2 separate regions of the Homo sapiens genome follow, and region 2 is linked to region 1. A link is an interaction called in ENCODE POLR2A ChIA-PET data of the cell type or tissue named here. Cell type or tissue: PC-3. All regions are shown on one strand. Each heading gives the region's core, and the rest is flanking DNA. Links, peaks and the distances in the headings are about the cores only.

The links. ChIA-PET counts read pairs that join two places held together with the same protein. Peaks named below come from ENCODE experiments on the same cell type or tissue, not always from the same donor. Only the 100,000 strongest peaks of a DNase experiment are listed, where the experiment ranks them.
Region 2: POLR2A ChIA-PET joins it to region 1 with 18 read pairs; 2 of 35 experiments call an interaction of 5 or more read pairs at or near these places.

What each region holds. Positions count from the first base shown.
Region 1 is chr10:36,570,943-36,586,780 of GRCh38, reverse strand. No RefSeq gene overlaps it. Among named protein-coding and RNA genes, the nearest start is that of ANKRD30A, 550 kb to the left of the region's middle. In PC-3, for the core only: a CTCF peak has its summit at 6,240; a DNase peak (open chromatin) is centred at 8,300; H3K27ac peaks cover 2,622 bases.
Region 2 is chr10:36,114,799-36,130,636 of GRCh38, reverse strand. No RefSeq gene overlaps it. Among named protein-coding and RNA genes, the nearest start is that of LINC02630, 220 kb to the right of the region's middle. In PC-3, for the core only: no CTCF peak of the experiment used is centred there; a DNase peak (open chromatin) is centred at 4,356; H3K27ac peaks cover 878 bases.

The DNA of each region.
Region 1 (15,838 bases), core at 4,636-12,635:
ACAGGATTTCACTATGTTGACCAGGCTGGTTTTGAACACCTGACCTTATGGTCCGCCTGCCTCAGCCTCCCAAAGTGCTGAGATTACAGGTGTGAGCCACCCCTCCTGGCCTGTTTGCATTTCTCTTTTTTTTTTTTTTTTTTTGAGGCAGAGTTTTGCTCTGTCACCCAGGCTAGAGTGAAGTGGCATGATCTCAGCTCACTGCAACCTCCACCTCCCGGGTTCAAGCAATTCTCCTTCCTCAGCCTCCTGAGTAGCTGGGATTATAGGTGCCCACCACCGTGCCTGGCTAATTTTTGTATTTTTAGTAGAGACGGGGTTTCACCATCTTGGCCAGGCTGGTCTGGAGCGCCTGACCTCGTGATCCATCTGCCTTGGCCTCCCCAGGTGCTGGGATTACAGGCATGAACCACTGCGCCAGACCACCTATTTGCATTTCTTAATGGCTGTTCTATGATTAACAATAGATAACTTTTCACAGTCTCTGTAGTTAATATTGTACCACTTCATGCAAAATATAGAAACATTGTAAGCACTCACCACTTAATTTTCCATTCTTCAATCTATATTTGTCATGTATATTACAAGTAAGTATATTATAAACCCCACATTACAATATTATCATTTTTATTTAAATAGTTATATGTGTTTCTTTAAATAAGAGCTAATAATTATCACCTTATACATTTATTTGGATATTTACCATTTCTGATGCTCTTCATTTCTTCCTGAAGATTTGAGTTTCTACCTGGTGGTGTTTTTCCTCAAATGAAAGAACTTCTTTTCTTGAAAACAATTTCTTTGGTAACAAATTGTCTTGTTTTATTTTATCTAAATATATATTTATTTACCTTCATTCTTACAAGATATCTTTGTTGGAGGTAAAATTTATCATTGACAGGTTTTTTGTTTAATTTGTTTGGGCTTGTTTTTTAGTAATTTAAAATTGTTATCTTCCATCTTCCATGGTCCAAAGGAAATGCCAGCCAACACTTTAGTCACTAGTATCTTGCTTATAATGTGGCTACTTTAAAGATTTTCTCTCTGTTTTAAAGCAGGTTGACTGGGATGCACCAGTGCAAGGTTTTCTTCATATTTATCCTCTTTGGGATTCATTGTACTTATTAACTATGTAAATGTATCTTTTTCAGCAAATTTGAGATAGTTTCAACCTAATTTCTTCAAATATGTTAACTTCTTCTGGGACTCCAGTTACACACTTTAGACATTTTGATATCATCCCATGGGCCTTCAAAGCCCTGTTCTTTTTTTTTTTTTTTTTTTGACGGATTCTTGCTCTGTCATCCAGGCTGGAGTGCAGTGGTGCGATCTCGGCTCACTGCAACCTCTGCCTCTCGGGTTCAAGCAATTCTCCTGCCTCTGCGTCCTGAGTAGCTGGGACTATAGGCTCCCGTCACCACACCTGGCTAATTTTTTGTATTTTTAGTAAAGACGGGGTTTCATCATATTAGCCAGGATGGTCTCTATCTCCTGACCTTGTGATCCGCCTGCCTCAGCCTCCCAAAGTGCTGGGATTACAGGTGTGAGCCACCGCTCCTGGCCCCTGTTCATATTTTATTCCAATCTTTCTTTTTCTTTTTTTAAATTCATATTGTGTAATTTCTACTAGAATTTTCATGTTCTCTGACTTATTACTCTGTCATTTTTATTTTTTAACACTTTTAATTATGTGATCCTGTCTTCTATAGTTTCTAATTTGCAGTTAGGAGATACTAAGGTGATTCATTGTTTAAATTTTTCTTATTGTATTTTTCACTTCTGGAATTTCTATTTTGTTCTTTTTATAGTTTATTTCTTTGCTGATACATGCTGTTTTTGTAAGCCTATTTTACTTTATATCAATTAGCATGAATAGGATCCCTTTGTCCTATTTTTGTTTCTAAGGTCTGGTTCACCTTAGATTTGTTCTCACTGGTTGCCTTTTCTCTTAAATTGCAAAAACCTTAAGGTAGTTGATTTTGCTGGACTCAAGCAAATACTGTTTCTTTGGCAGCAGCTAAAATTATAACTCAGTGCTTTTATTTTTAACTAGGCTGTTTAGAGTTAGACACCCAGCATAGACTGCAGACTTCTCCCAGATTAAAAGTTGAAGAAGAGACAAAGAAGGAAGGAGAGGAAGGAAAGAGAAAGAAAGGGAAAGAGACAGAAAGAAGGAAAGAAGGATGAAAAGTAGGAAGGAGGGAAAGAAAGAGCAGAAGAAAGAATAGAAAGGAAGGAGAAAGAAGAAAAAGAAGGAAGGAAGGAAGGAAAGAGAGGAAAGAAGGAAGGAAAGAAAGAAAGAAGAAAAGTAGAAAGAGAAAGGAAAGGAAAAAAGAAAGAAAGAAAAGAAGGAAGGAAAAAAGGAGGGAGGGAAGGAGGGAGGGAAGGAAGGAAGGAAAGAAGGAAGCCCAGTGCGGTGGCTCACGCCTGTAATCCCAGCACTTTGGGAGGCTGAGACGGGCGGATCACCAGGTCAGGAGATAGAGACCATCCTGGCTTACATGGTGAAACCCCATCTCTACTAAAAATACAAAAAACTAGCCAGGTGTGGTGGTGGGTGCCTGTAGTCCTAGCTACTCAGGAGGCTGAGGCAGGAGAATGGCATGAACCCAGTAGGTGGAGCTTGCAATGAGCTGAGACCGCGCCGTTGCACTCCAGCCTGGACGACAGTGTGAGATTCTGCCTCAAAAGAAAAAAAAAAATGGAAAGAAAGAAAGAAAGGAAAAAGAAAGAAAGAGAGAAAGAAAGAAAGAGAAAGAAAAAGAGAAAAAGAAAGAGAAAGAAAAAAGAAAGAGAAAGAAAGAAAGGAAGGAAGGGAGGGAAAAAGGAGCAAAGGAAGGAAAGAGAGAAAGAAAGAAAGAAAAGAAGAAAGGTTACTGCCATTCTTTTCTTCTGTGTATCAACTTCTACCTAGAATCTGCTTGTTTTTCACTTTCTTCTCTTCAGGTTTCTTGTACTTATTCCAGAGTTTATTGTTGTTATTTTCTAGAAAGTTAGTCTAGTAGAAGATTGCATGAGTATAAATGAAGTAGAATTTTCATTTTCATGTACTTTCTTTTAGGAATCTTTTGATGTAATAAAGAAGTAAAATATATATCACAGGATGATAAGTGTTGTAGCTGAATAGACAGTATGAAAAGGGAATAGGAAGAGTCTACACGGTACAACTTCAGATAGGACAGTCAGCGAATTAAATATTTAAATTATGACCTGAAGAAAGTGAAGAAGTGAGCATAAGAATATCTGATGGAAATATGTTCCTTGCAAAGAGAGTAGCCAAAGCAAAGACATGAGGCATGAGCCTGACTTGTGTGTTAAACAAACCACAAAATTTTAAAAAATCCATAATGCAGTTGGAAGAAGCAAGGAGAGTGAGAATGTTAGGAAATAACATCAGAAATCACCTCTGCGTGGAGCCTTGGAGGTCATGTAAAAATAGCCTTTCACTCTGGGCTAGTAGGACAGCCAATAGATTGTTTTGAACAAACAAGTCCCAGGCTCTGTTCTGTTTTGATTCTACTGCCAACGCTATTGGAAATATACTGTGAAGAGGGAAGAAAATTGGATGAGGAGAAGTCACAAAAAGAAATTTTAGGAAGATATTATAATAATTCAAGCAAAAGTTATTCAAGCAAAAGCCTGGTGGCTTGGACCAGAATAATAACAGTAGATGAGTGACCAGTTTCTGGAGTGCACTTTTGCTCATCAAAAGAGCACAACAAAGCTTCCCATATACTGGCTGGTCACCTGTATCTTCCATCTCTATCGTGTCAAAGGTAGCAAAAAGCCGTCAAGTTATTAAGTATAGTAAAACATTAACCAAAATCAATTCTATGCATACCACAAAACTGAACATATTGAGTCTTCTTTGAATATGTTTAGTTAACATTTGTCACATTGTACTAGGGCTCAGAAAGTTCAAAAAATTGTCCATGTTTACAAGAACACAAAAAAAATAGAGAATATGGAGCCACATGTACCAATCACACATTCATCATTATCACTTTTTGATTATCCTTCTTTATTATCCTGCTTTATCACCACCTCACCCACTCCCCGACACACTGCCTATAGACACATATATGTGTGCGTGTGTGTTTTCTTTTCTTTGTTGAGATGGAATCTCCCTATGTCACCCAGACAGGAGTGCAGTGGCATGATCTTAGCTCACTGCAACCTCCGCCTCCCGGGTTCAAGCGATTCTCCTGCCTCAGCCTCCCAAGTAGCTGGGATTACAGGAGGCCCGCCACCGTGCCTGGCTAATTTTTTTTTTTTTTTTTGTATTTTTAGTAGAGACAGCATTTCACTATGTTGGCCAAGCTGGTCTTGAAATCCTGGCCTCAGGTGATCCACCCACCTCAGCCTCCCAAAGTGCTGGGATTACAGGCATGAGCCACCATGCCCATCCAATGTGTGTGTGTTCTTAATATTTCCAAATAATTTCAGACGTTCAGAAAAGTTGCAGTAATAGTCTAAACTTTGTTTCCTGAATCATCCAAGATCAGGCTGCAGACACATGCATTGATCCTTCAGTGCTCACAACCCACGAATAACACTTTCCTGTGTAGCCACATCACAACCAAAATCAGGAAGTAATCACTGTACTTCCATCCAATCTTAACTTCTCACATTTATTTTAGTTTCCTCACCATCTTTAATGGAGAAACATTCTAACTAAGAATCACTTGTTATACCTTGTGATCATGTGTTCCCAATCTCTTTCCATGTAGAATATTTCCTTAATTTTCTCTTCACTTTCAAACCCTTGAAACATTTTTTTAAAAAAGATGGAATCTCACTATGTTGTCCAGGGTGGTGTTGAACTCCTGGTCTCAAGCAATTCTTCTGCCTTGATCTCCCCAGTGGCTGAGATTACAGGCTCGAGCCACCATGCCTGGCTTCCTTGACACCTTCAAAGGTGTCAAGACACCTTGAAGTATGTTCCTTAATGTTTATCTTTCTGATGTTTCCTCATGAGCAGATTCAGGCTGTGCACTTTGGTGGGGGATATCACAGAAGTGATTTGATGTCTTCCCACTTGGCACACAAGTTAGCTTTGTCCCGTTACAGGTGATGTTAACTTCAATTGGTTGGTGAAGTGTTGACTCCTTGGTGTTCCCACTGCATATCTCCCATTTACTTCAATAGCATTTTATATGTACATACCTTAAAAACATGGGAACGTGTCTCTAGCATCTATTTCTACTATGCTTGTCAAATGGTAATCTTCCAAATTCACCGTTCACTTTACATTTATTAGTTGGTATTATACTCTAAGGAAAAGCTTTCTTCTCCTCACTTATTTATTCATCTATTTTATATCAGTATGAACTCACAGAATATCATTATATTCAACAGGTTATAACCTGTTGCTCTCATCATTTATTTTGATACCCAAATTGCCCCAGATTTGTCTAATAAAACAAAGCTCCTTCAAATTGGTTTCTATCTTCTTTTTGACATAACCTCAGCCCTCTGGGAGCACTTAAGATATCCAGGCTCATCTTGTACTTTCCTTGTCCAACCTTTGAATTATTCATTTCTCTAAGGAGCCCTTGTTCCTTTCAATGGATAGTAGTATTCAGAAACCAAAATTGAGTTGGAAATATATCTACACACCCACCACCAACATTAATATTTTGCTTGACTTTCTGTCTATACTTACATGTTGAAAACCATGGGCCGGGCGCGTTGGCTCACGCCTGTAATCCCAGTACTTTGGGAGGCTGAGGCAGGCAGATCACAGAGGTCAGGAGATCAAGACCATCCTGGCCAACATGGTGAAACCCCGTCTCTATTAAAAAGATAAAAATTAGCTGGGCGTGGTGGCACGTGCCTGTAGTCCCAGCTACTTGGGAGGCTGAGTCAGGATAATCGCTTCAACCTGGGAGGCAGAGGTTGCAGTGAGCTGACATTGCGCCACTGCACTCCAGCCTGGTGACAGAGTGAGACTGTCTCAAAAACAAACAAACAGAAAGAAAACCGTGAGTTCACATCCCCAATTCCAATTCAACACTGCAGGCTTCATTCTAGTTGTTTTTCCTTTTCCATATTTGTAATTTTCTTCTCCTGTAGTGCAAAACTTGTCTTTCATTATCTTCGGTATGCTTGCTATTTGCTCAGTTCCCCTAATTGTAATTGTTTCCGTTCCTCAGTGGGTCACTGATCTAGACTGTCTGCCTCCTGTGGACTCTCCTCTCTCCTAAGCCACTTCCATCCACTCAGTCACTTTCCTCCCCTGGGTGGCACCCTCCAGCCAGGCTGTTCCTGTCTCACTTTACCACTTTCCTCTCAAGGTTCTGATTCCAGCCCTCCCACACTTCCTCTAATTCTTTCTCACTCAGGATTTTGGGCTGAATGTTCAAAGAAGAAGGAAAGAAAAAAGGAAGGAAGACTTGTTTTCAAATCTGATTCTTTGGACCCCTTTAGAGTGTTACACTGTGCTATGATATTCCATAAAATATATTATTATGGGATAAGTATTCCACCAGGCAGTTCAATTAAGAAGTTCTGCTCTCAATTCTTGTAAAAAGATTTTTAAAAAATCATGGATGGAGAAGTTACACTGATGTCTGTGAATGAATACAGTAGGGATGCTATTCATTGCCTTTCCCTCAAGAAAGCACAATGGTCTGGGAGTGCACCCCAGTTAATAATCCACATAGGCACAGACTGGTAGGGGTCATTTGTAAATGTGTTTCTGTGGCATCCACCACAATCCTGCAGACATCTGTTTTTAACTATAATTACACGAAAATACTAACATATTGATGGCTATTCGATGTGACCATACATATCCATTATACTATTTAATAACCTTTTAGTGATCAGATGAGAGTCCTTGTAGCACTAACAGAAAGAATATTTCTATAGTAATATAAATTGCCTCATCGTTAGATATTGAAGAATCTGAAATTCTGTCCAGAATAGTGCTTTGTATTTATTTAAATTAAGCCTAAATTTGTTTTTAGTGAATGTATTTTATTTTGTTAGTAGATATATGAAATAATTTTACATATCTATGGGGTACAGAGTGATACTATAATATATATAAAAAATGTAATGATCAAATCAGAGTAATTAGCATATCCATCATCTCAAACATTTATCATTTCTATATGTTATGAGCATTCAAAATCCTCTCTTCTGGCTTTTTGAAAATATGCAATAAACGATTGTTAACCCATATTCCCCCTACAGTGCTAAAAAACACCAGAGCTTATTCCTCCTAGTTAGCTGTAACTATGTATCTTTAACCAACCTCTCCCTCTCCTCTACCCACCTCTCCTTCCCAACCTCTAAGAATTACAATTCTACTCTCTACGTCTTCAAGCGCAATCTTTTAAGCCCTTACATATAAATGAGAACATGTGATATTTACAGTTCTACACCTGACTTATTTCACTACAGATAATGTTCTCCAAACTCATCCATGTTGCCACAAATGACAGAATTTAATTCTTTTTTATGCCTGAATAGTATTTTATTGTGTATAAATAGCACATTTTCTTTACTCTTTCATTTGTTGTTGGACAAAAATGCATTTTTTTTGTGGCTTGCAGTAGTCTGTTGATTATGTGTATCTCTTCCTTTGAGGACCATTTTATTATTTATTTATTTATTTATTTACATATTTTTGAGATGGAGTCTCACTCTGTCACCCAGACTGGAGTGCAGCAGTGTCATCTCAGCTCACTGCAACTTCTGTCTCCTGGGTTCAAGCAATACTCGTGCCTCAGCCCCCTCAAGTAGTGGGTGCATGCCACCACGCCTGGCTAATTTTTGTAGTTTTGGGTAGAGATGAGATTTCACCATGTTGCCCAGACTGGTCGTTTAACAGACTTCATCTGAAGTCTTTTAACTCATTTAACAGACTTCATCTGAAGTCTTTTAACTGATTTAACAGACTTCATCTGAAGTCTTTTGTTGTTGTTTTTTGAGATGGAGTCTTGCTGTTGTCACCCGGGCTAGAGGACAATGGTCCAGTCTTGGCTCATTGCAATCTCCGCCTCCCGGGTTCTAGCAATTCTCCTCCCTCAGCCTCCCAAGTAGCTGAGATTACAGGCGTCTGCCACCATGCCCGGCTAATTTTTGTATTTTTGGTAGAGACAGGGTTTCATCATGTTGGCCAGGCTGATCTCAAACTCCTGACCTCGCCACCCGCCTCAGCCTCCCAAAGTGCTGGAATTACAGGCATGAGCCACTGCGCCTGGCCTCATCTGAAGTCTTGCTGGGCATATTTAACAGGATATGAATCAGTGGAAGACCAAAACCATGTCTAATTTATCTTCTATGTCTTTACCATGAATCAGATCTCACACATAGTAAATATTTGATAACTGCATCATGAACACTCATCCTCTTTGCCTCAAGAAGTTAATAAACTTCTAGTAGTACTTACCATACTGAGCAAGAAGCACTAGCTATGATGGCATAATTATTAACGTCTCCCACTCCATAGAGTCCACATTTAATCCATGAACAGATCCACCATTGCCTATCTTCATGGCTCCAGTCATAGTGCCCCTCTTGTCTGACCTGATCCATTGCAATAATTTATCATCGATTCTCTCTCCCTCTGGTCCTGACTCACTCCACAAAAGTCTCTGGAACTGCTGCCATAGTTTGTCTTCCATAAAGAATATCTCTTAGTCCAAACCCATAGAAAGTACGCCACCAATGCTAAGCCCCAACGTAGACCATAGACTTTGGGTAACTATGATGTGTTGATTTAGGTTGAGCAATTGTGGAAAATGTACCACTTTGGTGGGGAACGTTGATAATGGGGGAGGCTGTGTATGTGGGGAAAGGTGTGGGGTGTGGAGGTATATAGGGAATCTCTATACCTTCCTCTCCACTTTGCTGTGAACCTAAAACTGCTCTAAAAAAGTTTAAAATTAAATTAATGGAAGATTAAAATAGATGAATTTTTGAATGGGAAAAATACTTATAAGAAAGTGGAAGAAAACTTAGGAAAATATTTATGTTATTGGGAGTTAGAAGTATAAGAAATTTTCATTTCTATGCTCTGAGTTTAGAATAAAGTTGTCACATATGGCCTCATAAGTTGTGCACTGCACAACTCCAGGAGGCCCCATTAGTTCTTCTTCATACCTCCAGCTTGTACAGCCTCCTTTACTGCCCACGGCTTCTAAAAGGCATGTATATCACTCTTGTGTAATTAAACAAATAAATGCAGTTTTAAAATATGTTCCTTAAAAATTAGGATCATCCTATTGTCTCTTTTAAAATCTTTCAATGATTTTTCTTTCTCAAAAGGGCAAAGTCTAAATTCCTATCCTTACAGAATCGAGACCAATTTTAATTTGGCCTCTGAACCTCTGGCCTGTTCTCTCTGTACTCTTTCTGCTTTCTAACCTGCCCTGCCAAAACAGCTGTCTTTTCACAGCTGAGACACATAGCCCAATATCTCTGTCCTTGCTGTTTCCCCTGTCCATATGCTTTTACTACCTCCTCATCTTTTGAGACTTGGCTAGGATGTTTTCTAGTGATGAATTCTTTTTGGCCTCACTCCCTGCTCTGTCAGTAGGATTGAGTGAGTGCTCCCTTCTTAGGGGCCTCCTATATATTCTACCACAGGACATAAATACTCTTCTCACTTACTTTTCATAGGTCTGTACCCTAATAAGAGATGGTGGGCCAGACGTGGTGGCTGATGCCTGTATTCCCAGCCCTTTGGGAGGCCGAGGCAGGCGAATCACGAGGTCAAGAGACTGAGATCATCCTGGCCAACATGGTGAAACCCGATCTTTACAAAAAATACAAAAAATTAGCTGGGCTTTGTGGCACACGCCTGCAGTCCCAGCTACTTGGAGGCTGAGGCAGGAGAATCACTTGAACCTGGGAGGCAGAGGTTGCAGTGAACCGAGATCGTGCCACTGCACTCCAGCCTGGTGACAGAGAGAGACTCCATCTCAAATAAATAAATAAATAAATAAGGCCGGCCGTGGTGGCTCATGCCTGTAATCTCAGCACTTTGGGAGGCCGAGGCAGGTGGATCACGAGGTCAGGAGATGGAGACCATCCTGGCTAACACAGTGAAACCCCGTCTCTACTAAAAAATACAAAAAATTAGCCGGGCGTGGTGGCGGGCGCCTGTGGTCCCAGCTACTCGGGAGGCTGAGGCAGGAGAATGGCGTGAACCTGGGAGGCGGAGCTTGCAGTGAGCCGAGATTGCGCCACTGCACTCCAGCCTGGGTGACAGAGCGAGATTCTGTCTCAAAATAAATAAATAAATAAGTAAATAAATAAACAAATAAATAAATAAAAAGAGATGGTGCCTTCCTTGAGGTTAAATATAATCTCCTTTTGTTCTTTTTAAAAATTAATACATCGATTCTATCCCAGTGTCATACATTTGTCTTAGATAGTGCTCAATGAATATATGTCAAAAGAATTAAAAAATAAATGAGGAAACAGAAGAAGAAAGAAAAAAAGAAGATGGTCTGCTTCTATAGCTCACATTTAACACTGTATTTCACTAAGAAACCCAACATAGAGAAGACGTGTGATGCGTCATGTAGGCTAACTGGTGTATTTTGATTCAATATACCCTCAAAATAAGTTCATAAGTGAGCTTCATGAATGAGATATAGACCTCTGAAGACCTGATACTTTACCAACATTAACTGAATTTTTATGCAGTGGTGATGATACCAAGGCAAGGCACCCTGAGTACCTATGTGTGGATCTCAGAGATTAACGGTATAGACCCTGGTCGGTCCCCCTAAGTTTAAACCATAGCTCCATTATTAACCATCTAAATAAACCTAGCCCAGCTAAGAAATTTTCTCATTTGTTAATTAAAATGAAATGAGTGTCTACCCTCAAAGGTAATGTTAAAGATTTAATTAAACTATGCAATGCCCTTGTCTATTGATATCAATGGAAATTTAATTAAAACATGCAATTGTTGTTATAAATGGATTGAAATAAAATGATTATTTCCCACATCCATTTTTTTAAAATGGAAAAACACTTTTACTTAAGTTGTTCATTTCTAGGCAGTAAAAACATGGGAATTTGTTATATTTACTCACAAGATACAGATATCAATCTTCCACATTTTTCTTTCCTACAAAAGATATCGTGGCTTATGTTTATTGTTTATCTCATTCCCACATTTTAACTTTAACATATTTTGAAGAATAAATATTTTAAGAAAATAATTATGGTAAGAAAATAATTATGGTAACAAAATATTTAACTAAATTAATTCAGCATCTATAAAGAAATTCATTCTCCAACAAAGAAGGAGATCTTTCCTAGAAAAATTCCACAAATTTACCAATAAAATTAAGTTTTAAAATTAATGATAATTCCTATCTCTTTAGTAGACAAAAATACCTTTTGTCTGTGATTTGAACTTCAGATGATACAGCTTCATTCATACTGAAGTTAGTGTTTTTTTTCAATAGGAAGAATTCCATGATTTCAGAATTTTTACTTAACAATTATTATTCCATTCCTAATTCAACTTTGGGAGAAGTGTTTAAAATGACAGCACCCTGAGGAGCAGACATATGTATGTCTAGAAATCTAGATTCCTGCGTAACATTGCTATGCAATAAACGTGACGTGAGATTAACTAAGGTTTGTTTCCTCTTTAATATTATGGCTATGGAATAAAATTCTTATCGAAAGCAACCCTTAATTTCATTGAGCACTAATTAGCTTATAAATTCTGATTTACACTGTAAAACCTTACACAATACCCAGGAAAGGCTTGCTGTTTATTAGTCTGTTCTCACACTGCTAGAAAGAACTGCCCAAGACCAGGTAATTTGTAAAGAAAAGAGGTTTAATTGTCTCATAGTTCCACATGGCTGGGGAGGCCTCAGGAAACTTTCAATCATGGCAGAAGGTGAAGCAGGCACATCTTACATGGCAGCAGGCAAGAGAGCATGTCAAGAAAGTGAAGGGGAAAAAAACCCTTATAAAACCATCAGATCTTGTGAGCACTCACTCACTATCATTAGAACAGCATAGGGGAAACAGCCCCCATGATCCAGTTACCTCCCACCAGGTCTCTCCTTCAACACCTGGGGATTACAATTCTAGATGATATTTGGGTGGGGACAAAGAGCCTAACCATAGCACTGTTGTTTAAGTAGACACGTTCAATGATTAGTTGTCTTTCCTGTATATGGTCCATTTATAGCTTCATCAGATGGGTTCTTCCTTTGGCTGATTTCTTTCTATTATGCAGTTTGCTAAACCACACTTTGGCTCACTTAGACATCCAGAAGCATGTCCTTCTTGCTAATGGACCTTTTTTGCTGCAACTGTTGAAGAAATATTCCAGCCAAATGGGAAGAAGCCCAGAGCACCTCCCCTTAGGCTAACTCCTGCCTCTGCTTTTCCTGCTTGGGTCAGTCAGCCACAGCTTGAAATTCCTGAGGTTTTGCAAAATGTCCCTTTTAGTCCTTGAAGAGCTATTATTTTGTGAAACAGTTCCCAATTTAGCTTAGGCAGAACAGTGGTCTAGAGATGTGCACCACAGAGTGATTTTATATATAAGGATGTGTGGGGGAAACTGTCTTAAACTACATCTTACTTGACACATACATGGAAATTTACATGTACTTTGCTATATTATAGATTCTGAGAAGTTCTGCAGTAAAGAAACAGGTTTAACTTTGTGAAGTTTTCCAAATTATTTCACTAGTTACTTTTGTAGCATCTGTTATTATGCATACACTCTGAGAAGTAGAGGCTCTAGAACATGTGGGAAGCCTGCATTTTTATATTTCATCCCAATTGGATACACCGCAAATCCCTGGCTAAAGAGAAGGCATTATTTAAATGCAGAAGCTTATGTATCCAAAAGCAATAATTCAAAGAGGAAGTCAATGAGTGCTTTTTCTGAAAAAATGGGCACTTGTAAAATGACACAGCCCCATTTTAGAGTTAATTTTTCTGCATATATAATCACTCTGAATGAATTGAAGGGAGCAGAGAAAGTGTACCAGTGTGTTAAAAATATCTTTGTAACTCTAAAAGATGTGATCACAGATATGTTTTATCAAATCATTCAAGAAAAGAAAGGAAAAGAAGGACTTTTATTGAATAAATGAAAAAGGACATGAGTGTGTAAGCAAATGCAAATGGAAGCAATCAGATAAACCCAAGTGCCCCTGCTTGTAAAGACAAAAGAAAAAAACGTAAGTTAAATAATTAGGTGGACTTACCTTGAAAGCATATTTCAATGCTCCATTTCTGACAACTTACCATAAACCAAAGGTGAAAGGATAATATTGCCTTTCTAATTTTAATTCCGTGTTTGAATGAGGCAGAACTGGAGATTTGCCAACAATTGCTGCAAATCTTTTTCCATTCATAGTGTTTCCCTTGGTCATTTATAAGGGCAAAACATATAGAAATAGGCAACAGGAAGCAGATATCAGAAAATGCAGGAAGTAATTATTGAGCAGGAAAGATTGAAGGAAATAAATTGTTTTTGTTTAGTTTTCTTTGTCTTCCATGGTGTTCCTCTAGGTTTGAGGCATCAGCAGTCATGAAGGAAATAAATTTGTAATTGCAGAAGAGTTATTGTTTACATAGTGTCGGCATTACATTTCATTTACAACACATTTATTTTTAAAAACAGAGATAATCATTTTCCTGAATTGAATACAGTTTGCAAAAAATGTGTCTTACAGGACCTACAGATTTTATTGATTTTTTTTTGGAAATTAACATAAGGAAGAAAAATTCTACCTGAAAAGATGGTAAGACTTTTATGCCCTGGGTTGTATAGCCTGGGTTTTAACAAAAGACAGTCACAGAAGAAATGAAAAGTATTTAACTATGACAATATTTTGAATATAAAATCTCTGTCACCTGAACAAGATAAACTCAGGTGATGAAAGGTATTTTCATCATTAGTGAAATGATTTTCAGATTAGAAGAAGAATGAATTTGTTATGATATTTAGAATTACATTTTTACTTTTGTCATTTAATATTTGAATATTCTTCTTTGTTCATTATCCCCAATGTTTATATAACCAATCATCAGGATAGTATGTGATCCATTTCACTCATCTCAAATAGAGTTGGAATTTTTAAAAACATGATGTTTTTGGCCGGGCACGGTGGCTCACGCTTGTAATCCCAGCACTTTGGGAGGCGGAGGCGGGCGGATCACCTGAGGTCGGGAGTTCGCGACCAACCTGACCAACATGGAGAAACCCCATCTCTACTAAAAATACAAAATTAGCCAGGTGTGGCGGCATGTGCCTGTAATCCCAGCTACTCGGGAGGCTGAGGCAGGAGAATCGCTTGAACCCGAGAGGTGGAAGTTGTGGTGAGCTGAGATCGAGCCATTGCACTCCAGCCTGAGCAACAAGAGCGAAACTCCATCTCCAAAAAAAAAAAAAAAAAAATTAGCCGGGCATGGTGGCATGTGCCCGTAGCCCCAGCCACTGCACTCCAGCCTGGGCAACAGAGCCAGACTCTGTTTAAAAAACAAAAACAAAAACAAAAACAAACAAAAAAAACGGTGTTTTTACCTCCACATAACCATTTTAAAGCTGTGAAATTGACTAGACACCTGATTTGGTGTCTAGCCCCCATAAGGCACAAATTGTCAAGTTGGATAGTAAAGAGCTGAAAAGAGTTCTGCACTGGAGTCCAGGGTGTCCAGTCCTAACAATAGGAGCTTGGACATAACTTCCTGTGCCTCAATGTCATGCTCTGTCAGGTCCTGCAGCACAAGGGAATGAACCCTGGCTTGGAGTCAGGTAGCCTTGAGTTTGCATTCTAGCTCTGCACCTACCGACCATGTGACTTTGGACAACTTAAAAATTTATCAAGCAGGTTTTGGACTTCTCATCTGTGAAATGGGGACAACAGTGTCTATCTCAAAGAGTTGTAGTAGAAATTAAGTGAGATAATGGAAAAAGCAGTTTGCATAATGTTTGGTACATTGCTAGTATATCTTTACTTGTATTGGCTTCAAAACTAGGACATTTCGTGCCTTAGTCTATTTGTGCTGATACAACTAAATACCACAAAATGGATCATTTGTAATGAGTAGAAATGTATTTTCTCATAACTCTGGAGATTGGGAAGTCCAAGATCAAGGTGCTGGCAGGTTCTATGTCTGTTGAAGGCAGCTCTATCTCCTTCCAAGATGATGCCTTGTTGCTGCCTTCTCCAGAGAGGATGAATGCTGGGCTTTCATACTGCAGAAGGCAGAAGGGCAAAAAGAGCCCAGTTAGTTCCCTCTAGCCCTTTGATAAAGTGGCTGATCCCATTCATGAGAGTTCTGCCCTCTTGACTTCATCACCTTCCAAAGGCTTTACCTCTTAATACTATCACATTGGGCTTTAAGTCCCAATGTCAATTTTGGAAAGAACATGAACATTTAAACCACAGCATTTGGCAAATGATATCTATGTTCTTTTCTAGTAATAGTATGTTTCCCAAACCTTAAGAATTATAATATAAACAATTCTCTCACAATTTATTTCCTTGGTCACATTTCTATATTTGCAAACGTGGCCAGAAGAACTTGCAAACTATTAGCCAGTGACTAGAAATTCTCTCCTCAAATTTAGCCCTATATGAGAAATTGAACCAGACTCACTGAGTCTTGCTTTGAAGAGTATAAAATTATATCCAGTTTCACATATGCCTCACCCTTGGGATTAGGGCTTTGTCTCTCCAGAATTCTCCAGTTGGAATGCAATTGTTCTCATGGAATTAACATTAATCCATTATGAGATACTGGCTTATTACATGTTTTTCAGATTTCTTTTCATCATGATATATAATTAAAATTACAATGAGACTCAGAACAATAAAGTCTGATG
Region 2 (15,838 bases), core at 4,071-12,070, 460 kb after region 1:
ATGTTATTCTCCACTTGGTATCTTTAAGGTGAAACAATTTTTTAAAACATATTTTCGAATGATAACAGGTTTGGCAGATAAACACTGCAAGTTTAAAGTACAGTATTGATACCAAGAAAAGGCACAGGTGCCTGAATCAGCCCAAGTGAGATACATGGTGCACATGGAATACTATGCAGCCATAAAAAGAATAAAACCACATCCTTCACAGCAACATGGTTGGAGCTGGAGGCCATTATCTTATGGCCTTAATTAATGCAAAACCAGAAAATCAAATACCACATGTTCTCACTTATAAATGGGAGCCAAGCAATGGGAACATGTGGATATAAACATGGAAACGGTAGACATTGGGGACTCCAAAAAGGGAGAAGAGAGAGAGAAAAGGGTTGAAAAACTACCTATTAGGTATTGTCTTTACTATTTGGGTGATGGGTTCAATAGAAGCCCAAACACCAGCCCTACACAATATACCCTTAACAAACTTGTAGATATACTCCCTGAAACTAAATTTTTAAAAAATGAGAGATAGATGGCCTGGGTGCTGATTCTCCCACAGTGCACTTACAGCAGGAAAATGATCCATTGCCTTGGACACCACAACCACTGAAACAGCAAGACATAAGATACACTCTAAATTCATCGAAAACATGAATCATATTATTTTGAAGATTAGAATGAGTAGACATTTTGACATTTATAATGCAAAAAAGGAAAAATAAATTACCTGGGCAATAATTCTATGAAATTGTCATTCTTGCAGCAAGTTTAAAACAAATCATAGACATTCAAAGGGGAAATCGACAGATTATTTACAGTTAAAAAAGAGAGAGGTCTTAGCTAGGGTGAAGACGAAGAAGAACACATCAAACTAAGCACTGTAAAATGCTAAAGGTCTGTTTGATGACCATTTTCAGAATCATCTTGAAAGATGACATGAAATAAGAGAAAAATAGGTAAAGTTCTATCCTTTAGATAGCAAAAAAACTTCTCCTTTTGGCCAAAATAAAAGCAAAACTAAAGAAAAAAATTACTTGCCTCACACAACATTGCCAAATAATGCAGTTTCAAATGTCCAAGAGTACAATTGAATTGGTTGAGAGATTTTAGCTCTTAAGTAAATTAATGTATTTTTTATTTGTTTACTACATTTACAATGATTTTATCTATGAAGATATGTTAATTGAAAATGTTTACAGTTTTTTTTTAGCAAGATACACACCTATGTGAGTTTTTTTTTTTTCAATCTAGTACGATTCACTAGAACGTACAGATGTCTGCAGAGATAGGGAAAAATCTACCAGTGGTTAAAACTCCGTGAGTTATTGCTTACATTAAGGCCATAGGAAACTCTGCTGCGGCCAGTGACTACTGCAATCACTCACCAAGAACACTTCTCTCAAATGGTTTTGTTCATGATATTTCTCAGTTTGTTCTTTGAGGTGGTAAAACTTTACCACAATAAAAATACTAGTTTGAATATGTGTTTGTTAGAAAATTTGAATTAAAATGGAAATGTACTTTGGAAGCTTTCCCTACTACATATTTTCCAGTAGAGTCAGGAGGAGGTGTTGAACAGAATATTTGAACTGAGATTTATTCGTTATTTGTCTTTGTGGAGTGTAAGAAAGATAAGAAAATTAAAAAAAAATGAAATCTTGGAAAATGTGTTTGTTGACCCAGAGCTGGCTTGTTTACCAGATATATATATATATATACACACACACAAACACATGCAAACATATATGTATACACACATACATATACACACATATATATATACACATGCACATATATATATATACACACACAAATATATGTATTTTTTTTTTGATGGAGTCTCGCTCTGTCACCCAGGCTGGAGTGCAGTGGTGCCATCTCTGCTCACTGCAAGCTCCGCCTCCCGGGTTCACACCATTCTCCCACCTCAGCCTCCTAAGTAGCTGGGACTACAGGTGCCCGCCACCAAGCCCAGCTAATTTTTTGTATTTTTAGTAGAGACGGGGTTTCACCATGTTAGCCAGGATGGTCTCGATCTCCTGACCTCGTGATCTGCCCACTTCGGCCTCCCAAAGTGTTGGGATTACAGGCGTGAGCCACCTCGCCTAGGCCGTTTGCCAGATATATTCTTAAGGCTGAATGCCTTGAATCAAGATATGCTCTAACTGTCCATGGCTAGATTGCTGTAGGGATGAAAAATTGGATGAAGAAATTTGACCTCAGAGATTATGAATCATTGGTGACTTTTAATTTGATGCATGTTAAAGTGTTTGTGATAAAACTTAAAAAATGAAACAGCATATTTCATGAACAAAAAGACTGTGAATGAGCTATCTGCAAGACATAGTAGTAAAATCTGATGAATGTATTAGAGACTCTTGTAGTAAAGGCCCCTGCAGTTGGCTGTATAATACAAGTGACCTAAGAGACACGGCTAATGAATTTCTTCAGCAGTGGCCTTAAAACACCAAGAGGCGCGAAACTCAAATGCCCTCAGAGAGACGTAAATTAGTGAGCCTGAGGACATAAGAATGAACACCGTCTAAAGGCCTTTACCTTTCTTGGAAGGTTGTGAGCAGCTGAATTTTGTCCTAAGGTCACCAGTTTGTAACCCTGCATTCCAACCTGCCCTTTGCCTGCCAGCTTTTTGGGGATCCCTCCTCAGTCTTTATTCTGACTTAGCTTAGAAACTCACAGAAAACGTTCGCTGATCCTTGGTGCACGCGTTTTGAGAATCCTAATTTGCATAATAGGCAATTCATATTACCTATTATGCGAATTAGGGTTCTCAAAACGCGTGACACCAAGATGGAACAGAATCAATCTGGATTACTGACTTGTTACTCAGAATTAGCTCTGTGTATAAAGGTATGATTTTCTGAAAGTGCAAGTACAACTTGCATTGAAATGCATTGTCTTTGAAAAATTACATTTGATGAAATCAACCACTGTTCATCTGTTATCCAACAAAAAAATTTAGTTTTGATTTATTTTGTTCTTTCTGAAGATACATAATGTAAAATGTTATTTCAATGAATAACACTTTTCAGTGGGATGCAAACTTCCTGTGTTTTAAACAATCAAGTACCTTCAATGACATGTGAATTTGTATGACCTTAGTATCTTTTTCCCTTCATTCCTGTTACAGTGCCTCAGAGGAAATGTCTGAGAACGCAGCAGGACTCCATACTGATGTAAAGACCTGTGGTAGGAGAAACACAGCCCAGCCCTGAGTCAGACTAAACATGGGAATATTTCTCATGGAATGGGGACAGAGCAGAGGACAAGGTGATAAAGAAATAATATCTCCTGGCCTGGTGCGGTGGCTCATGCCTGTAATCCCAGCACTTTGAGAGGCCAAAGCAGGTGGATCACTTGAGGTCAGGAATTCGAGACCAGCCTGGCCAACATGTCAAAAACCTGTCTATACTAAAAATACAAAAGCCAGGCGTGGGGGCACATGCCTGTAATCTCTGCTACTCAGGTCTGAAGCATGAGAATTACTTGAACCTGGGAGGCAGAGGTTGCAGTAAGCTGACATCGCGCCACTGCACTCCAGCCTGGGCAACAGAGTGAGACTCTGTCTCAAAATAAAAAATAAAATAAAATAAAATAAATAAAATAAAATAAAATAAAGAAATACTTTTCATAAGTCATGTGATCCTTCATACACATTAGAATCCTGTAATAAAATCCTATACTACTTGTTTCAAATAATAAATCAAAGTGTATTTAATGTCATTTAGTCAATGTTAAGGGAACATCTCATTAGGGACCCATGATTTTTTTCTGATAAGCTGCCATCACAGAATGACTTCAAGTCGATGGCCTTTACTGAAATAATTTCTAATATGTATTTTATACAATTCAATCTTAGCTCACGCCATGCTTTATAGATATAAACATATCTGTAATCTGATTATGTCTTTTTCACCCACTTTCTTTCTGTATTTTACACCTTCATGGCTAAACTAACATCAACTTTAAAAATATGGGCCACAGCTCCATCCAACATTAAGGTTTTAATTGTTTTTCTTGCCCTCTTTATATGAGTGGTATTGGTTTCATGTGATCTTAAAAATTTTGCTACTTTATCCGATGTGTATGTGTGTGTGTGGGTGTGGCTGTGTGTGTGGTAATATCTTATATGGGCATCATCTGTCAATCTCAAATTTTATTAGACAATCATGAAAGGGTGTGCTGTTTTGTTTAAAAGTTTATATGTTTAGTTATTGGTCATTGGATTTAAAGAAATCTTAAGATTTCTTTAAATTGAAGAAAAGTTAGGTAAAATGATTAACACTAAAATGATGATTAATGATGATTAATTGTTTAACTAGTCCCATTTTCCCAGTTGCAGAATCACTACATACTATTCTGAATGTAATGTTTGATTAAAGAGATGAGTCAAACTCTCTTGTTTAGTGGTGTAGTTAGAGCAATCACTATTGACTGCTTATCACTTCTAGGCAGTCCTACCCATGAAGAAGAACTGAGAGCTCCTCAATTCAGAGCTTCCAGTGGGTTTTGTGGACACTACCTTTTCCTTTATTCAAAGCCATTTCTAATATAAATGCTTATCATTTATTGTTTACTTATTTATTTACTAGACCTCATGAATTGGATTGGTCATAATCCTTCATTCACAACACATCATCATCCTCTTAGATGTAGGAACTTTCTTTATATAGTTTGTGGGTTTTCTAATGTACTTATTATATAGTTTGTTTCTAATGTACTTATTATATAGTTGGTTTTCTAATGTACTTATTCTTAATTCTATAATCAACAACCCCCAAAGCACTATCTAATCCAAGAGCTAGAATATTCTACCAAAAATACTTTTTCCTAAGCACTTCTCCCAATCCCACATCCCTGCCATTTCTCCAAAAATAACCAATACCTGAATTTTATATCTATTTCCTCCTTGTTCTTTATGTAGGTGAGTTACTGCATACATTTGATGCCTAAAAAATATTGTTTAGTTTTACCAGGTTGTGAGTTTCAAAACAAGAATATCAAACAAGAATATCAAACTGTATGTTGTCTTTTGAGACTTACTTTATTGATTCAGCAAAATGATACTAATGTTTATCCATGTTGTTGCATGTAGCTAAACATACTCTATTGTGAAAAGATACCATAATTTATATATTTTCTGTCTATATGTTTTTGTATTATTTCCATTTTGTTCCTTTATGATCAGTGCTATTGTGTACATGTTTTGGGGGACACATGTACTAAGCTTTTCCTTGAATTGAACTTGGAGTAGAATTGCTAGATTTTAAAGAATGCAAATGTCAGCTGTATATTGTTTTCCAACGCAGTTGTACCAGTTTATATTTCTACCATCAAAGTAAAAGAAAATCCTGGATACACACTCCATCCAACACTTGATATGGCCAGTCTGCTTTATTTTGCTATTGAAAAGTCAAGTTGATATTGTCTTCTTAATTTTCATTTCTTTCATTATCAATAAAGAGGAAGTCAAACTGTCACTGTTTGCTGATGACATGATTGATTGTATACCTAGAAAACCTTAAAGACTTATCTAAAAAGTTCCTAGAACTGGTAAATGAATTCAGCAAAGATTCAGGATACAAAATTAAGTACAGAAATCGGTAGTTCTGCTACACACCAACAGCATCCAAGCTGAGAATCATATCAAGAATTCAAGCCCTTTTACAATAGCTGCAAAAAAGTAAAATAAAATACTTAGGAATATACCTAACCAAAGAGGTGAAAGACCTCTACAAGGAAAACTAGAAAACACTGCTGAAATGAATCACAGATGACACAAACAAATGGAAACACATCCCATGCTCATGGATGGGTGGACTCAATATTGTGAAAATGACCATACTTCCAAAAACAATCTATAAATTCAATGCAATTCCCATTAAAATACCAACATCATTCTTCACAGATCTAGAAAAAACAATCATAGAATTCATATGGAGCCAAAAAAAAAGCCTGCATAGCCAAAGTAAGACTAAGCAAAAAGATCAAATCTGGAGGCATCACATTACCTGACTTCAAACTATACTATAAAGCCATAGTCACCAAAATAGGTTGGTACTGGTATAAAAATAGGCATATAGACCAATGGAAAAGAATAGAGAACCCAGAAATTAAGCCAAATACTTATAGTCAACTGATCTTCGACAAAGCAAACAGAGGCATAAAGGAGGGAAGGACACCCTATTCAACAAATGTTGCTGGGATAATTGGCAAGCCACATGTAGAAGAATAAAACTGGATCCTCATCTCTCACCTTATACAAAAATCAATTCAAGATGGATCAAAGACTTAAATCTAAGGCCTGAACCCATAAACATTTTAGAAGATAACATTGAAAAAACCCTTCTAGACATTGACATAAGCAGACTTCAGATGACCAAGAACCCAGAAGAAAATGCAACATAAACAAAGATAAATAGATGGGACTTAATTAAACTAAAAAGCCTCTGCACAGCAAAATATATAATCAGCAGAGCAAATAGACAACCAACAGAATAGGAGAAAATCTTCACAATCTATACTTTTCACAAAAGACTAATAGCCAGAATCTACAGAGAACTCAAATAAATTAGCAAAAAAACAAAATAAAACAAAACAAAACAAAAAAGAACCAAAAAACAAAACAACAACAAAAAACTCAAAACAAAACAAAAAAAACAAGCAATTCCATCAAAAAGTGGGCTAAGGACATGAATAGACAATTTTCAAAAGAGGATATACAAATGGCCAACAAACATATGAAAAAATGCTAAATATCACTAATGATCAGGGAAATGCAAATCAAAACCACAATGCAATGCCACCTTACTCTTGCAAGAATGGCCATAATCAAAAAATAAAACAAAAAAATAGATGTTGCATGGATGTGGTGAAAGGAAACACTTTTGCACTGTTGGTGGGAATGTAAACTAGAACAATCCTATGAAAAACAGTGTGGAAATTCCTTAAAGAACTACTATAAAATTGGGTCTACCATTTGATCCAGCAATTCCACTCCTGGGTATCTACCCAGAGGAAAGGAAGTCATTATACAAAGAGGATACTTGCACAGGCATGTTTATAGCAGCACAATTCACCATTGCAAAAATATAGAACCAGCCCAAATGCCCATCAATCACCAAGTTGATAAAGAAAAAGGAATACTACTCAGCCATAAAAGGAACAAAATAATGCATCAAGATGGAATTGGAGACCATTATTCTAAGTGAAGTAACTCAGGAATAGAAAGCCAAACAGCATGTGTTCTCACTCATAAGTGGGAGCTAAGCTATAAGGACCCAAATGCATAAGAATGACACAATGGACTTTGAGGACTCAGGGGTAAGGATGAGTGAGGGATAAAAGACTACACATTGGGGCCGGGCGCGGTGGCTCACGCCTGTAATCCCAGCACTTTGGGAGGCCGAGGCGGGCGGATCACGAGGTCAGGAGATCGAGACCATCCCGGCTAAAACGGTGAAACCCCGTCTCTACTAAAAATACAAAAAATTAGCCGGGCGTAGTGGCGGGCGCCTGTAGTCCCAGCTACTTGGGAGGCTGAGGCAGGAGAATGGCGTGAACCCGGGAGGCGGAGCTTGCAGTGAGCCGAGATCCCGCCACTGCACTCCAGCCTGGGCGACAGAGCGAGACTCCGTCTCAAAAAAAAAAAAAAAAAAAAAAAAAGACTACACATTGGGTACAGTGTACACTGCTCAGAAATCACCAATAAAGAACTTAATCATGTAACCAAACACCACCCGTTCCCCAAAAATCTATTGAAATAAAAATTTAATTTAATTAACATATATGTACTGATTCTAGAATGCATATGAAAAGAAAAAAACAAGAGCCAAGGCAACCAAGAAAAAGAAGAGGATGAGTAGGAAGAGGAGGAGGAGGAGAGAGGAGGAGAAGGACAAGTAAGTGGAGAAACCATAAGAAGAAAAAGAAGAGTAAGAAAAAGGGAGGCCATGTGTGGTGGCTTATGCCTGTAATCCCAGCACTTTGGGAGGCTGAGGGGGGCAGATCACCAGAGTTCAGGAGTTTGAGACCAGCCTGGCCAACATGGTGAAACCCTGTCTCTACTAAAAATACAACAAAATTAGCTGGACATAGTGGTGCATGCCTGTAATCCCAGCTACTCAGGAGGTTGACGCAGGACAATTGCTTGAACCCAGGAGGTGGAGGTTGCCGTGAGCCGAGATCATGCCATTGCACTCCAGCCTGGAAAACAAGTGCGAGACTCCATCTCAAAAAAAAAAAAAAAAAAGGGTAGGGAGAAGGAGAAGGAAAAGTTGGCATTACCATTCATAATAGATATCAAGAATTACTATTAAGCTACAGTAATTCATATAACATCAGTCTACAGGTAGATAAATGACCAGTTGAACAGATTAGGGATGTCAAAAACAAATCCATGCATACAAGAAAATGTGACATGGGACATCTCTGGCACTATAAGTCAGTGGGGAAGAAATGAATTATTGAATAAACAGTACTGGGGCATGTGCCCATTTAAATGAAAACAAAATCCACAAAAATCACCCAACATACAAAAATTTGTTCTGGATGGATGAAAGTTTAATATGAAAGTCAAATTATTAAAGAAGAAAATGTACTTCTTTATTATTTCATGATGGACAAACATTTCTTAAATACAAAGGAAAAAGCACAAATCATAAGGAAAAACTTTAATATATTTGACCACATTAAAATCTATTGATCAAAGATGACATTAATAAAGTAGAAAAGGAAAGTCATGAATTGAAGGAAGATAATTGCAGTGCCTGTTACTGACAAATAATTAGTGACCATAAGTATAAAGAATTCCTATAAATTACAAGAGTAACAAATGGCATAAGTAGGTATGTAACAGAAAAGGAAACATGGTTGGCAAAAACTCACAAGTAATAAAAAAAAAAAAAAGCACAGTAAAACCACAATGGGACACTGTTTTCCTCAGAACCAAATTGTCAAAAATCAGGAAGTCTGATAATACCAAGTACTACTGAGCCCATGAAAAGTAATTCGGAATGTATTTTGGCATTATCAAACAAAGCTTGAGATGTATCTAACTTTTAATCTAGGGATTACATTCTGAAAGTTTTTCCTCATAAACATGTACACAAGGAAATGGACAAAAATTTTCATATAATCAAGTTCGATGTATTTTTATAATGAAATATCACAGCCCATTGAAAATGAATTGACATCCAGGTTCATCAACATGAGTGAGTCTCAAGACAGAATGGAGAGGGGAAAAAAGCACATGGGCAAAGAACACGTATTTTATGCTTCATTTTCTATAAAGTTCAAAACTATGCAAAGCTAAATAACACATTATTTAAGGATTCAATCATACTAGGTAACATATTTTTTAAAAATCAAGGAAAGATAAATAAAGAAGTCAGTTTTCTCTGGGAGTACAGATAAGGATCTTTTTAAGGATGGGAACACAAGGAGGCTTTAAAATTACTGGTAATATTTTAAGTTGATCAGTGGATACAACAGTGCAGCAGTGTCTTCATGGACTTGATTCCTCACCCTCATGTGTCCTTAGGATCTTAGACGCTCCTACCTTATGAAAAAATGTTTTAAAAGATGACCTTTTCTTGCTTTTGCATAGTCAGAATTTCATGCCCTTGTTCCATATGGCTTGGGATTGGGAAATATAAAGACGAAGTCTTCCAGCATTTGTAGCCCTGAAAATACTGTGAAAGTTACTAGAGATGCTGCATTAATCATGTGTTTTGTTTTCTGTATTTTGTGAAACCTTGACATATTAAAAGCCTTCCTGGCAGGAGAGAGATTGCCTCTCCCAGGGCTAACCCTTTCTTAAAGCAAAAGCCCGGGCTGGGAGCATGTCTGTCACATACAAACCAGCCAGTCCTGAGTTTTTTAGACTCCACCAACCCGTTATCTAACTCTCATACACAAAGCCAATAATGTATTCCCTGCCCTGAATCCTCCCAGAGCCTGGTACAAGGCAACTAGAGACACCCCTCTAGCCAAAACCCCAGTACTATTTAAACTAGTCAATTCTAATCCCTTTACCTTGCCCGGCCTTGCCTTTTCCATGGAAATCCCAGTAAAGAGTCCAGGCTATGCTTTGCCCTTGCTCCTGTCTTCTGACACTGACCAAAATCTGGTGTCCTGCGGCCCTGCATGGGATGCAGTGATGGCCCTGCTGTAACCTGTGGGTAGAATAAACTGCTTCGTGCCAGGCCTGGCTTTCTTTCGCGGCAACACCGACTTTACACCCAAGATTAACATAGCCAACATTTACAAATGATGCTCCATAATCATTTTCACACTCTTGCATTGTGCAACAAATAAATCAAAATTCTTGAAGCCACAATGTCTCAGTAGTAGCTTTTGTAGAGTTTCAATATTTTGTGCACAGTGCATATCATATATAAAGGTCTCTTTCTATTGGAATTAGAAATATGTGTTTTTCACAGTGAAAGCAACATTTTAGCTTGTTTTTCTTATTTGACTTGTTTCCACATTGGGCCAGGTTGTTTAGGTGACTTGTTGCCAAAAAAAAAAAAAAAAAGATGCCAATTTCTACACATGAGCCAAAGCATTTATATAGAGAAGCTGAATCTCTCTGTGGAAATTCATGGCTTTTGTAAAACCTATTCTGGAAACAAATTGCAAAATCAGTTCAGGATTATTTTCAGTTGGATTAAGAAGCAACTTGTGATCCTGGTGAATCCAAAATCAATGTTATTTTGTTAGAACAAAGGCAGTGCCAGTGGGGAGAGGGAGACAAAGTTTTTCTTCTAATCTTTGACTTAGGTTAAGTTTTACCAAAATAATGTTAAGGAATAAGCAGTGACCTAGTTTACTTTGATTTAATAAAAATTTGGCAAAAGTGTCTAATATGGTTTCTGGCCTGATTTAATTGTGTCTGGGAAGCTGCTAATATCCATCCACATAAAAATCCCTTCCAAGCTGCCAGAATGTCCCGGCTGACTTATTTGGCAGAAAGTAGTTGCCGTGGCCTCAGACATGAACCAGCGAGAAGTTGGACTCTCTCAGTTTATGCAGACCTGACATGTGCCTTCTGGGACAGCCCCTTTGATGGTTATAGTCATCATGGCACATTTTCCACGGGCAAAAAATGTTGTCATAAAAAACACTACAACGATATTTGATGTTAGGGGTGCTATAGTACCTGAGGATGGATTCTAAACTCTAAGTTTCTATGTACCTGTAAGAGGAGGACACAGTTCAGTTTTCAAGAGAGTCAATTACCTGAGTGGTAATGGAAGTGTTACTTTCATTGTAAGCTGTGTGATATCAAAGCATATACATTTGTCCCTATGTATCTGTGAGGGATTGCTTCCACGACGTCGGGAGATATGAAAATCTGCAAATGCTCAAGTCCTGGATATAAAATGATGTAGTATTTGCATGCAACCTACACACATCCTCCTGTATACTTTCGATCATCTCTAGATTACTTATACTACCTAATACAATGTAAATGGTATGTAAATAGTTGTTATACTACATTGTTTAGAGAATAATGACAATAAAGACAAAAAGTCTGTATATGTTTAGTACACATGCAATTCCTTTTCTGAACATTTTTTATCATAGTTTGGTTCATTCCATAGATGCAGACCCCAGGAATACAGAAGGCCAACTGTATTATCCAATAAACACAAAACTTAAAGGTATATCTTGTACTATGTTTGTAAAAATGATCAAAACCATGGAACAAACTAAAACGTTTGCATAACTTCAATGGCAATCATTTTAAAACCCAAATCTAAAACTTTAAGTGCAGATAGGCTTTGTTTAAGATGAGAAATAGAATGAGGGGTTCTGTGTAAGACGAAGGGAAGAGAAGGATCTCCAGCATCCCTTTCTCACACGCCCACCCTTGGCCTTTACCACAAACCATAAAAAGGAGCTACCCTGACTCCCCACTGCAAATGAACTCTGGCTTTCACCCGCAAAGAGAATTCTACTCCAGGGCTCATGGGACGGAGGAGCATAAGGCTAAATGCAACTCAGGTTTATGCGTTTGAGCCAAATAATTGGTGAGTTTGGCCAAGATTCAAGTTCATTCTGAAGCATTAAATCAAAGTGTTAGAGGTTTGCTTCCAACAGTTTGGAAAGCCTCTAGTAGTGAATTACGAATCGGTCAAAGCCCCACTCCCACCCCATAATCAATCTAGTCGAGGTGACAGAGCAAAGTGGTGCCAGGACCTGGCCTGTGTGGCAAAAATAAGCAGAAGAATCAGAACAGTAAATTTCATTGTTAGCAGCTCTTCTGAGCAAACAGGAGGGAACGAAGAAGGAAAGGAATAATATAACAAAGCAGAGACTTGGAAGAGGAAGGATACAGTTATTCCCAAGCAGAGTTGCAGAGAAAGGGTGGGAATCAAAAAGAGGAGGGAATCTCAGCACACCCCAAACTTAGGCTAAATGGTAACAGACATTTGATAGAGGGCTTTAAATTTAAAAACCAACACACAAACAAACAAACAAACAGAAATAAAAACAAACAACAACAACAAAAAAAAAACCCTTAATGTAGGAAGAGAAAACAGAAGAGACAAGAAACCAATTGGAGCAAAGTTACATTCCCCCAAATTTATCGGAAGCGGAAGCTCCCAGGAAGAGATCTGTGAGTACCATGGACTACACTGGCTGGAAAAGTGACATTCCCCCAAATTCATCAGAAGTGGACCCGGAAGAGATCCGTGAGTACCATGGTCTACACTGGCTGGGACGGGGGTGTGGCAAGGAGGAGAAGGAAGGGCTGAGAGGCTAAGATCTTAACTCTTCAGGTTTAAAGCAATGAAGATAACAAAGTTGCTACCTAAAGGAAAACAACACTTTAATTAACTAAATACAAAGCTTTTAATTCACCAGACATAGCATTAAAATATATCATGGGGAAATAAATGTATAAATGTAAATTATACTTTCCAGATCAAGCTAATCTTGATAAACAAAATTCCAGTCTCACAGCTGACAGAACGAGGAGAATATTCAATTAAATCTCAGAATCTTTAGAAATGAAAGGGCAGATGTGAGGAAACCCTAACAAGCACATGCATTGCACCTTCTTTCTGTAAAACATAAATTGGAACGCCTTGATTAACAGTGATGTCAGCTTCTACTTAGTGCCTGCAAAGAAAGTTTCTTTCGTGTGAGAAGTTTACGACGGCTGCCCCAGGATGCTAAATGGGTTTTTATCTCAGGGACAGGGAGGGGTGGCTGGGGAACTAAAGAGTAGTGGATGATCTTAACAAATGAAAAAGGATAATGATACCAATTCAGGCTTCCCAAACAAAGATGACTAACCACACTAAGAGAAAGCTAGCAGTGTGCAAGCACGTGATATACTAAATGTTGTTGTTGTGTGTGTAAAATGACATTTCTAAAAACATTTTGCCTCTATGAGAAAACAAAATATAAATTTGTTCTTTTCTCCTTTCCCTGTGGAAAAGTCTGTACTACTATTAAATAAGGCCAGAACATTTTATCTTTTTATTTGACAGATTCTCCCGCTCTCCTTATTGAAAATAACTTAACTCCAGGAACTGCACAGCCTCTCCACAGATTCTAAATAATCATGACTCCATAGATTATCCACGAGCAGCTGTGAGGGGCACAAAGATTTTCCTAGAACAGAGTGGGGAGCATTCTGCAGCAGCCTAGAGGCAGCTTTTCCCCAGCCCTCAAGTGATTTTTAAGAGCCAGCCGGTCTGGAAAATGTCGAATTTGTTTGTAGGAAAGGTAAACACTGCCAAAATCCACAAGTTCCTTCCGTAGGGGGCTGTAGAGCAAATTGGTCTACAGATTAAGATAGTTGAGACAACTTATGTTGGAGAAGTGAACCCCTTCGGCACTGGGGATTTCCCCCAGAACTGTATTAGAAAGCTGATAAATCTCTGCTGGAGGAATTACGAACTGTATACTCAAGAGGTAAAGGAAATTAGAATGGATCTCTTCTATAAATATCTTAGACAAAGTGAATTTTTAAGTGAAAAAGTAGGCCGGGAGGTTTAGTGAATTGGGTTAAATGTCTCAGCCACAAGGGCTAGATTGCTTGTTCTGTGTGACTTCACTGTGATTAGAACTATACGAAATGGTTTCATAGGTGATTGGTTACAAGTCAAGTAAAATGCTTTGATTAAAGTGGAACTGGTAAAAATTTCCTGCATGTCCTGTAATTGGAGCTGCCAAATAAATGCATGATGCCAGCTAAATTTGAATTTCAGATACACAATAAATATTTTTTTAGTACAAGCATGTCCTAAGCATTGCACATGACATACTTATACGAAAAAATTATTCAATGTTTATCTGAAATTCAAATCAAACTGCGCATTCTCTATTTTTATTTGCTGAATCTGGCAAGCTCACCAGTAACACATATAAAATAGGCCCATGTTTTTCACACTCCCACTCTCAAACTCACACTGAATTCATATTTGAATAAGTATGGCCAGGCTCTATGTCTAGAACCATTAAGATTAAGTATTATTTATGAGATGAAAATCCAGGCAGGGTTTTCTATGTAGTTAATTCTAAGAGTTACTTTGGGGAATTGAGTTTCTTAAGGTTTCTTCTAGGTTGTATTTTATAACTATCCAGGGAGTTTTTAAGAATCCCTATGTCCCGGATTCAGCTCAAACTAATGAAGCTAGAACCCCTGAATAGGACCCAGGCCTCTCTCCTTTTTAAAGCTTCCTGGCAACACCAAAGTGCTGCCAAGGTGAGAATCACTGCTCTAGATGGGTTGGTACCAACCTGCCAATCTGTGATCACAAAAACAAAAACAAAAAGGTGACTATTGCTTGCATTGCTGAATGTCATTTCAGTTAGCAGAAAATGTAGTAGCTTTTTTTTTTCTCCTTCCATGTCTGTAATTCAAAAGAACATACACAGCCACTGAAGGGAGCTAAATGGAGGTGTGAAGAATAGTGAAGAGAAGAAGGTCTGTAAAAAATTTCTAAACAATATCTTCAAATATAGCAGGCATATAAAGACTGTATCAGGCTGGGTTTTATTGGCACAGCTGTTAAGTTAAACATCCACAAATCTACGCTCTTATCAAGGGATTAAAACTATATAGAAACATACATGTTTACTTTCACAGTGCATAGAGAGTCACAAAGTGTATATTTCAAGGACATAGTACTCCACTGTTTGATTTTGTTTTTTCTAAAAATATTTCCTATCAGTGTCAGTTATAGAACTCTGAAAAATGACAGAAACACCCAGCCAAATTTACTATTTTTTATTCAAATCATGGGTTCCTTTCAATTCCAATGTGCTGTTAAAACTACTACATGTTGCAAAGATCACTAAGGTTGGTTTATTTCAGCAAATGTAACTGACAGCTGAGGCAAATGTAATGCCTGAAGACTAATACAGGAAAATTCTTTCTGGGTTTGTCCTAGAAGTGGACTGATAAGCCTGCTGCAGTGATGTATGCTTTCAAGCATTCCTTGTCAGAAAGCCCCAAGAATTTTTATATTATTAAAACCCCAGTCCCAGTACTTGCAAGGAGAGTTCCAAAGCAAGCTTCCGTATCTTATCACATACCACTGGCCCCACAGTGCATTTTGACACAAAGTATATTTACTTTCAACACTGACACATTCCCATTGCTCTACTCATGCCTCTCCTGGATTTAAGAATGCCATATACACTTTTCAACAAGTTGTTTTGTAATTTCAGTCCTCAAAATGCTAAAGAGTTCTAAAAAGAATAGAGTTAACCAAATCTTTCATTAGTACTAGAGAACTGATTGTCCCTATACACAGCGCTGATAGAATTTTTGGTTTGCCTGGTGTAGAAATCAAGA